Linked DNA regions of Mus musculus: all the other regions are linked to region 2. A link is a contact called in ENCODE Hi-C or POLR2A ChIA-PET data. All regions are on one chromosome and are shown on one strand. The core of a region is the stretch at or near the end of the contact, and the rest is flanking DNA. Distances in the headings are between cores, read along the strand shown.

Region 1 (2,700 bases), core at 114-2,613, 46 kb before region 2:
GTGTGAAATTCCAGCACTGGGGAAGCTGAAACAGAAAGGCTATAAGTGCAGGGCAGTCTAGCCCTGGTGAGTGAGACTGGACTCACTGTGGTGGACTTTCCAAAAGGAAAGCTGAGAAGTTACAGAGAAATGGTTTTATATGTGGCTACCTGACACTGTCTTCTAACTTTGGTTCAGACCTTTATTGTCTATATCTGTTTCAGAACAAAGCATATTTCAGAAATTCTCACTCCAAGACACAGCTGCTCCTGCTACATATGGTATGTTCTGATGTACATCTTTTTGTGCCAGAGAATTCTCTTACAAGAAAAGAAGTCATTCCGACAACCAACCAGGTGCACGGTGTCAGGATGTCATCTTTCATATGACACAGATCTCAGAGTTGCTACTGATAGTGAAGAATGATTGGGGACAGATAGGGACACTTTCATATTCTGGATTATGAAGACACACTTGTACTTCACACTGAGGAAAGGAAACGAAACGGACACCCTCTCATTTGTTTTGAATTAACCTCCCAGGTATCTCTGTAGGGGTGTAAGGTCGATTATCAGTAGAAATTAATTAGATTCTGAGTTCCAATGTGCCTGTGTCCAAACACCTGCAGACGAGGAGAAAGCCAAGAAAGTAAGAAGCAAACATCATATGAGAAGTGTCCTCATGTTGACCATCTGGCCAGAGAGGCAAAACAAAACGGAGCTCCAGGATTATTGGCTGTCTTTGCCTATGGCCCTATCTCCTCCTTATATATTCTGCTGGGTGAAGATGGCAGGGAATGCATGTCTGTAGGGTAATTAACCTACTATTTCAGACTGCAGGTTCTCTCTGGATAAACTAATTTTAAGATTCAAGCTCTTTATTCATTGGGTTCTCTTGACAGGTAGCAAGGACTAAAATCCGGACTCACTATCTTGGTGGCCACCCTTCCCCGTGAGCAGTACCCTGGTCTTGTATAATTCCCTGAGGCGGATGGCTTCTGGGGACTTGATCCCAGCGTCGCGTCCTCTGGTCTGCTCAAGAAATTTGCCTCTTTCCTCTGTCACAGCTGTGAAAGTCCACTTGTCTCTAGATCTCCAAGCACCGGAAGCGCTCCTTCAATGTAAGCCACAACCACGCCAGATCCCCGTTTCCACCCAAGAGCATACTCGGTAAACTGAGTCTGGAAAGCTCTGATAAATTGTGACTCCCATCCTGGTGAATATTTTTCTTTTTCACAGGAAAAGAGTGTTCAACACAGGCTAAGAACAGGGCTGACAACACCATACCTCAGCTTCTAGGCCCGACCAGTGGGGGCTTTTCCACCTCCGAAGCCGGGACAAATTAGAGTTAGTTCTCCTTGTCCTCCGCCAGCAGCTTCTAGCGGTACTAGGAGTCCGCTCCACTTCCATTTTAGAGCCAGGAGCACGCCCACCGGAAACTGGGCGCCTCGGCGCCCGCCCACCTATCAAACATTAAGCACTTCCGGAAGTAGAGAGCTAAGTTTCCTAGGGGACGATCTTCTGATGCGGGCGTAGGATGCAGGGTGAGTTCCGCCCTGTTGCTCTTTCCCTGCGGACAGTTTTGCGGGCGAAGTACGCGTGCCTTTGCCCGTGTTTGTCGCGAGCCCCGGTGGAGAGCGACATGGTCTCAGGAGCGCGGCTCGGGACGGAAGGCCGCTCGGCTGCGCGCGCCGGGGCGCCCCCTGCAGGCGATGCCCGAGGCTGAGGCTGGAGGAGCCGCGTGCGGACCGCACAGCCACAGCCAGGCCCAGCGCTGGGAGGGAGGCGCGGCGGAGAGCGGAGTCGCCTCCACCCCAGGCTTTACCCGGGCCAGCGAGCGGCCTTGGCAGGAGGGACCCAGGCAAGAAGCCCTGAGGGTAGTAGGGACGCCCTGTTGGAAAGCCTGACCAGCCTAAGCCGAGGGCAGGCCATGCCATCCGGGTTGGAGAGGAGTCAGGCAGGGTCCAGACTACATGCTGGTCCCAGTGACATAGTTAGTGCTTTAGCTTCAGCCTGACTTCCTCCTGAAGGACCCCGTGACCATTGGGATAGGCTAGAATTGCATTACTGGTGACAGGGCCCGGATGAGGACGCTGTTAAGGTGTTATTGATAAGAGGTGATGGCAGTGCTTGTGACAAGGATGAGTCAGGAGAGATGTGGATATAGAGTCAGAACGTGGACACTGGACGTGAGAAGCCTTAGACCACCTCCTGTTGCTAATACCACAGTACCTCATGGTGGGTGAGGTGTTTTGTTGTGTTTTCCTAGACAGGGTTTCTCTGTGTAGCCCTGGATGTCCTGAACTCATACTGTAGACCAGGCTGGCCTTAAACTCAGAGATCTGCCAGCGTCTGCCTCAAGCCAGGGAGCAGGTTAGGAGGCTAGGCAAACTTCATTTGTAATAGAATCGCTTTGGAGATAGAAGCCTTTATTTGATAATCATATAACTGGATTAACAAAATTTTGACCTGGGCAGCGGTGGCACACACCTTTAATCCCAGCACTTGGAAGGCAGAGCAAAACAAAACCCAAAAAACAAAATTTTGAGTTCAAAGGCCCCAATTGCCCCTGAGGTAAACTATTAACTTTATAGTGATATGAGCGGATTAATTATTTTTTATTTTTATCTCTTAGTACAAAGTCCTAGCCACCTTCTTAATTCCATACTTGGCCTCACCGTTTAATATCACACATCGGGAACTAAATGTCAACATGACTCTT
Region 2 (2,700 bases), core at 191-2,690:
GTGACAGACTGGAGACATAGTGGGCCCCAGAGCAATGGAACCTAGTGTGACAGACCATGACAAGAAGTTGGCTTCTTATTCTTTTTTTTTGTTTTTATTTTTCAAGACAGGGTTTCTCTGTGTAGCCCTGGCTGTCCTGGAACTGCCCCGAAGGTTTTTATTCTTAAAGTCAAGCTTTATCTTACATCTATGAGCTGTCTCACAATTACTACTTGATATTTATCTTGCTTTATCTCCACAAATAAGCAATAGCTAAAATTATTTTTAATTTTTAGTTAACAATTTTATATCCAATAGATAATTTAATAATGAAATAAGCTACATTAAAATATCAATAAACAATTTATTTATAACTTACTTATACTTTACTTAGTAATTAATAGTTAAATAGTTAACTATAGAAGGTATGTTAAAAATGGATTGTCCAGTGGACAGACAGCTGTCTTCTGCAAGCTGTCAGGCAAGTTCTACACTGGGATGATGTTGGAGGTTAGCTGACAGGATCTAAAGATATCCACTCTGGGAAGGGAGAGAGGCCATCACGTCCATCCTGAATTTTAGATAGTGCTCATTTGTAGACATAAAAAAGAAGTGCTTACTGAAGTCCGGGAAGTCGGGGCAGAGCATTCTGTCGATCCTGAGTTTTAGGTATTGTTTATTTGTGGAGATTAAAAAAAAAAAAAAAGGATTTGATGAATTCTAGGAAGGGGAGAGGCCGGTCTAGCCACGTTTTTTGTGGAGATGAAATCGGAGAGGGGAAGCAAACAGCCGCAAGTAAAGGGTTCATTGCACCAGTGAGCAAAATCCTAAAACTAGCCCTTGGCCCAGGCAGGGTTAACTCCCTCAAAGGACACCTCCGCTTTCCGAATCCTGAAAGCAAGAGAACCCCTCGAGCCGGTACCGAGTGAAGGGTGTCGACAGCTCGGGCCGGATCCTGGCACAGCGCCTACACAAGCAGAAGCCTGTGGCTTCGGAGATCAAGGGACGCCTCAATACAGGCAGCCGCGCCCCACCGCGCACTTCCGCCCAGGCCCGAGCTCCACAGAGTCCTGTCGGGACAGACCCAAGACCCCAGAATGCGGGGTGGGGAGGTGTGGTGGGGTTCGGCGCGGAGGACCCTGGGAGGCGGCGGGGCGCGAGGCCAGGGAACACTCGGAGACTCGAGGCCACCGAGGCAGCCGGAACGCCAAGCCCGGAACCAAAGCGCTTACCTTTCGGGGATGTGGTTTCTGCCCTTCTTCTTGGGTGGGGCACAGGCAGCAAAGTCCCGGCCCCGTCCACGACCATGTCGGCCATAATGCTGGTTCATGTGGGCGCAGAGATGCCGCCCACCCAACGCCAGGCGTGCCAGAGCGGCCAAAGTGGCGACTTCAGGGAGGCCAGAAGAGGCCGCGGGATCCAGAGGCGCCCGCAAAGGAACGCGACGCGTCGACGTCTCGCTAGGGCGCATGCGCCTTGCCCCGCCGTGCTGACGACACACGTCGCACTGAAAGTAGGGTTTGTCAGCCTGCCTTCGGTTTCGACTGTGCTGCACTTAGCTGGAGGCCGGTTTTGTAGCTATGTGAATAATTGCTAGCGCTGTAAGACCCCCGATGCTGGGCCTCTGCTCAAGTCCTGGGATGAACTGGCCAACACCCCAACATCTCGAGAGAAAAGATGCACCTGATGCAAACTGCAAGAGGTTTTATTATCAGCTAGCTGAGGAGAAGTCCCTCTGTCGTGCAGGGCAGAGGAGTTCAACCCCGAGCGGTGACATTAGGGGACTTTTAACAGCTAGCTGAGGAGGTAGGAGGAGTTGGGAGGAGAGTTGGGAGGAGTTGGGAGGAGAAGTGGGAGGAGTTGGGAAGAGCTCTTCTGGGCGTCCTTGGTGAAATTTACAAGGCAGGAGTGGGGAGTGAGTTCTTTCTGAATTTTTATCTCCGTGTCCTCGGCACAGGAAGGCAGGCATCTCTGGTTGTACAGTATAGAAACAAAAAGGCTTTTTGCTGGCTATAGAGAACAAAGAGCTTCTTTCTAGCTGTATTTTTAAAGATCAGGGAAAACAAGCTTGGGGAACATCCAGGGGCTTTACCTTCCAGGGAGAAACGCTCTAAGTTGGGGTCTCATAGCGCCACCCGAACTGCTCCAAATGAGGAACAGACAATCCAGCCCCAACCCTCTGATCCCTGCATTCTTCGTGAACGTTGTCAATTGTTTACATTTTGTATATACATGATATTTGCTTTCACACGGGTGTATCTTTTTTTTCCGCCAAAAAGAAATAAATCAAAAGTTTTATACAACATATTTCTCCTTATTTGATATATTTAACATATTTCTCCATCCATATATGTGTGTATAGTGTCACAGGCAGGGAAACATACATATTCTTCCTAATTTTGAATGACACAGGACACTTATTATAACCAACATAATTAAAAATACCAACTTTTTTTTTTCTTTTTCGAGACAGGGTTTCTCCGTGTAGCCCTGAATGTCCTGGAACTCACTCTGTAGACCAGGCTGGCCTCGGACTCAGAAATCTGCCTGCCTCTGCCTCCCAAGTGCTGGGATTAAAGGCATGCACCACCATGGCCCGGTCCAACTTTTTTTTTTAAGATTTATTTATTTATTATATGTAAGTACACTGTAGCTGTCTTCAGACACACCAGAAGAGGGTATCCGATCTTATTACAGATGGTTGTGAGCCACCATGTAGAA
Region 3 (2,700 bases), core at 177-2,676, 43 kb after region 2:
TTTTTTAAGGTCTTTGGACTGTCTCCCCACCTCTACTCCAGTTTTTAAGAATTCACTGTATTTAGGGTTTTTTGTGTAAAAAAATGTCTTGGAGGAAAAAGAGAGTGGATAATTGGGCAAACGTCTGACTCTTCTGCACTAGGGTCAGGCAAGTTCTGTACTGGGATTCTGAACCCCCAGGGAAGCTGCCGGACTTGAGGATACCCAGGAGATAAAACGCAGGACTTAGCTGAAGTCTGGGGAAGGAGAGAGGACAGTTGCAAGCTGTGTCTGATTCTAGGCATTGCTCACTTGAGAATCTAAAAGGAAGGGCTAACCGAAGGAAGCCCGGGAAAGGAGTTTTTAGGTACTGATGGTTTAGACATAAAACTAACCGACTTGGATTCTGGGACAGCGAAAGTCCAGTCTGGCCACACCAGATTCAGAGACTCCTTATTTGTGGAGATAAAACTACTGACTTTTGAAATCTGGGAAAGGGAGCAGACAGTTGCAAGAAGGAAAGTAAAAATTACCAACACCTGTAAGCAAAGTAGCAAAATCATCAGCAAGAACAGCAGAAACTCCCTCAAGTGACTCTCTCCGCCTCCAGCGTCCTGGAAGGGACAAAACATCTCCAGCTGGTACCTAGGGCAGGGTGTCTTCAACCCAGATCTGACCCCTTGTGCCTTCAGCACCCAAATAACGACCTGAGGACTGTTGGGCGCGAGCCTTCCTTGTGCGCATGCGCACTGGTCTGCACTGGGGGGTGGGGTGGGGAGAGACCGCGAAGGGCTTCACTCTGCAACTGGAGTTTATATCCGCTGCGCCCTCTACAGGTCGGGGCAGGTAGTGCGGACGTGCTAGGTGGCGCTCCCACCTCAGAATCTCAGTTTCTCAGACCAGGAGCGAAAGTTCAATTCTCCTCCCGCGCTGCCCCACATGTCTCTGTGTTCTTTATGTACATTTTGTCATTGTTCATAATATTTACTTTCATGCATGTATAGTCTCTTTCCTGACAAAATAAACACTATAAATTTGAAGTATGTTCCCAAATGATGCGCATCTCTTTATATATATGCATATATATTCATATTATTGTTATAAAAGCCTCAGAGAAGTTCACCGATTACAGTCAGTGTAACTAAAAGTGACGCCATTTATTTAACTGTTCAATATTTTGCGGACATATTCCTGTTTGGGAGGTGTTTGTGTTTGGTTGGGTTGGGGTTTTCATCTTCTCTAACAGAAAATGCCTTGCCTTGAACATTATGAGAGGTGAACATGAATGTGTTTAACAATCCCATTGAACGGCCAAAAATGTTATCAAGCCACCCTTCTATTGAGAGCTGTCACAGACCAGATGCCATGATAGCTATGCACTGTACCGTAAAAGAGCTAGGGAAACCTTTCCTGTCACCTCGCCACCAAAGCAGAGCCGTTAGTCTTGCATTCGGAAAACCGTCCCGCTGCTACACTTGTATTGGGGAAACCTTCCCCAGTGGAGCTGAGCTGTAACACACATTTGCTCTGACTCGGATAGACTCTCCTGGTGCCTTGCTCCCCCTAGTGGTCTGAGCCGTCCAGTCCACCTACAACAGACTCGATCGCTCAGCACCCCGCCCACCAGCTGCAGTTAGGTAAGCACCTTCTTTGATGTAAACATTTCCCTGTGTCCGACGAAGTGACCACTGGGTGTCCGGCAGCCCTTTAGTACTCTTGGAAGCAGAGGTGACCTCAGCCACAGTCTTTAAGGCTGTGGCTTGCCCTCTTCACTTGCCGCCATCCCACCACCCTTAGGGCTATAATCCTGCAGCTTCTTCAGGTCTATCATGGGACTTCCTCTACACCCCCTATAGCCGGCCTAACCTCTCCCCAGTTCTCCCTTTGTGAGGGTGGGGGTGGGGTTGCTGGGGTGGATGGCATGGTAAGAGCATGTGTCTCCTTATTCAGTGATCTCTCTCAGGTAGAGGAGAGGTTGGGCTCTCACATCACTAATCCCTCTTTTATTAAAGAGTCCCAGTGTCATCAGCCTCACCTTCCATGACTTCTACACGCTCCTCACCCGCAACCTTCTCTCCCCCAGCATAGATAGGTCTGGGGCCAGCCTAGGGCACATGTAGACAAAACCCACCAAACTAATGCTGCCCACCCAGTCTGGGCTGACAAAGAACCAGACAGGGTTCTGAATGGAACTACACAATTCTGGGGCATTTTAGCTAGAGACCAACTTATAAATTGCCTCCTGCCCAGTCTCCACAAGGTGGTCAATTATAAAGCAAACAAACAAACCAAATGAGCCCCAGGAGATCATCCAGGACAAACATGAAAACCTGTCTCAAGTTTTAGACCACCTTACAAATACACCTGTCTTACAGTATAGCAATCTGGATCCAGAGACCCCAGATGGAAAACGACTCCTTCTTCCAGAGTTTCTCCGATATTAGGGCCAAACTTAAACATCTAGAGAAAGGACCACCGTTTTTGGCCTCACTCATTGTCTTATTAGTTTCTCTCACTTTGCTGCTTGTTAATTGCTCTAAGCCAAATATCTCTATCACAAAAATTCCATCAATGACAGGCCACCCTGGAAAGCTCTGTCCCCCACCCCCACCCCGGCCACCAGAAACCCTGTATAAACCCTCCCTTCTGCTCAGTCCCCTGCTGCTTGTTGCCTGAGCAGAGGCAGCCAACTGATTTTCCCTTCCCAATAAATCTCTTGCA

Evidence for each region. Hi-C counts contacts between places; a loop is a spot of excess contacts on that map. ChIA-PET counts read pairs that join two places held with the same protein, here RNA polymerase II (POLR2A).
Region 1: a map of gastrocnemius shows a loop between it and region 2 (4-fold over the local background). The contact joins the promoter of Nat8f1 here to the promoter of Dusp11 in region 2. A Hi-C loop is called at or near these places in 6 of 37 maps with a recorded cell type or tissue (adrenal gland, gastrocnemius and heart). POLR2A ChIA-PET finds 5 or more read pairs at or near these places in 3 of 5 experiments (Patski and embryonic stem cell).
Region 3: a loop to region 2 is called in a map of left cerebral cortex, with 3 times the contacts of the local background. The contact joins the promoter of 4930553P18Rik here to the promoter of Dusp11 in region 2. A Hi-C loop is called at or near these places in 11 of 37 maps with a recorded cell type or tissue (CH12.LX, heart, left cerebral cortex and 1 more). POLR2A ChIA-PET finds 5 or more read pairs at or near these places in 3 of 5 experiments (Patski and embryonic stem cell).

What each region holds. Positions count from the first base shown.
Region 1 is chr6:85,914,269-85,916,968 of GRCm38, forward strand. Nat8f1 (N-acetyltransferase 8 (GCN5-related) family member 1) reads right to left here and starts at 1,364. Exons shown (of 2, transcript NM_023160.3): 1 at 1,266-1,364. It overlaps Tprkb (Tp53rk binding protein), which reads left to right and starts at 1,451. Exons shown (of 6, transcript NM_176842.3): 1 at 1,451-1,522.
Region 2 is chr6:85,960,227-85,962,926 of GRCm38, forward strand. It overlaps Dusp11 (dual specificity phosphatase 11 (RNA/RNP complex 1-interacting)), which reads right to left and starts at 1,441. Exons shown (of 9, transcript NM_028099.4): 1 at 1,212-1,441. The coding sequence starts at 1,309.
Region 3 is chr6:86,002,927-86,005,626 of GRCm38, forward strand. 4930553P18Rik (RIKEN cDNA 4930553P18 gene) reads left to right here and starts at 1,427. Exons shown (of 2, transcript NR_155305.1): 1 at 1,427-1,616. Gm33319 (a long non-coding RNA gene) reads right to left here. Exons shown (of 5, transcript XR_003956459.1): 1 at 517-2,700.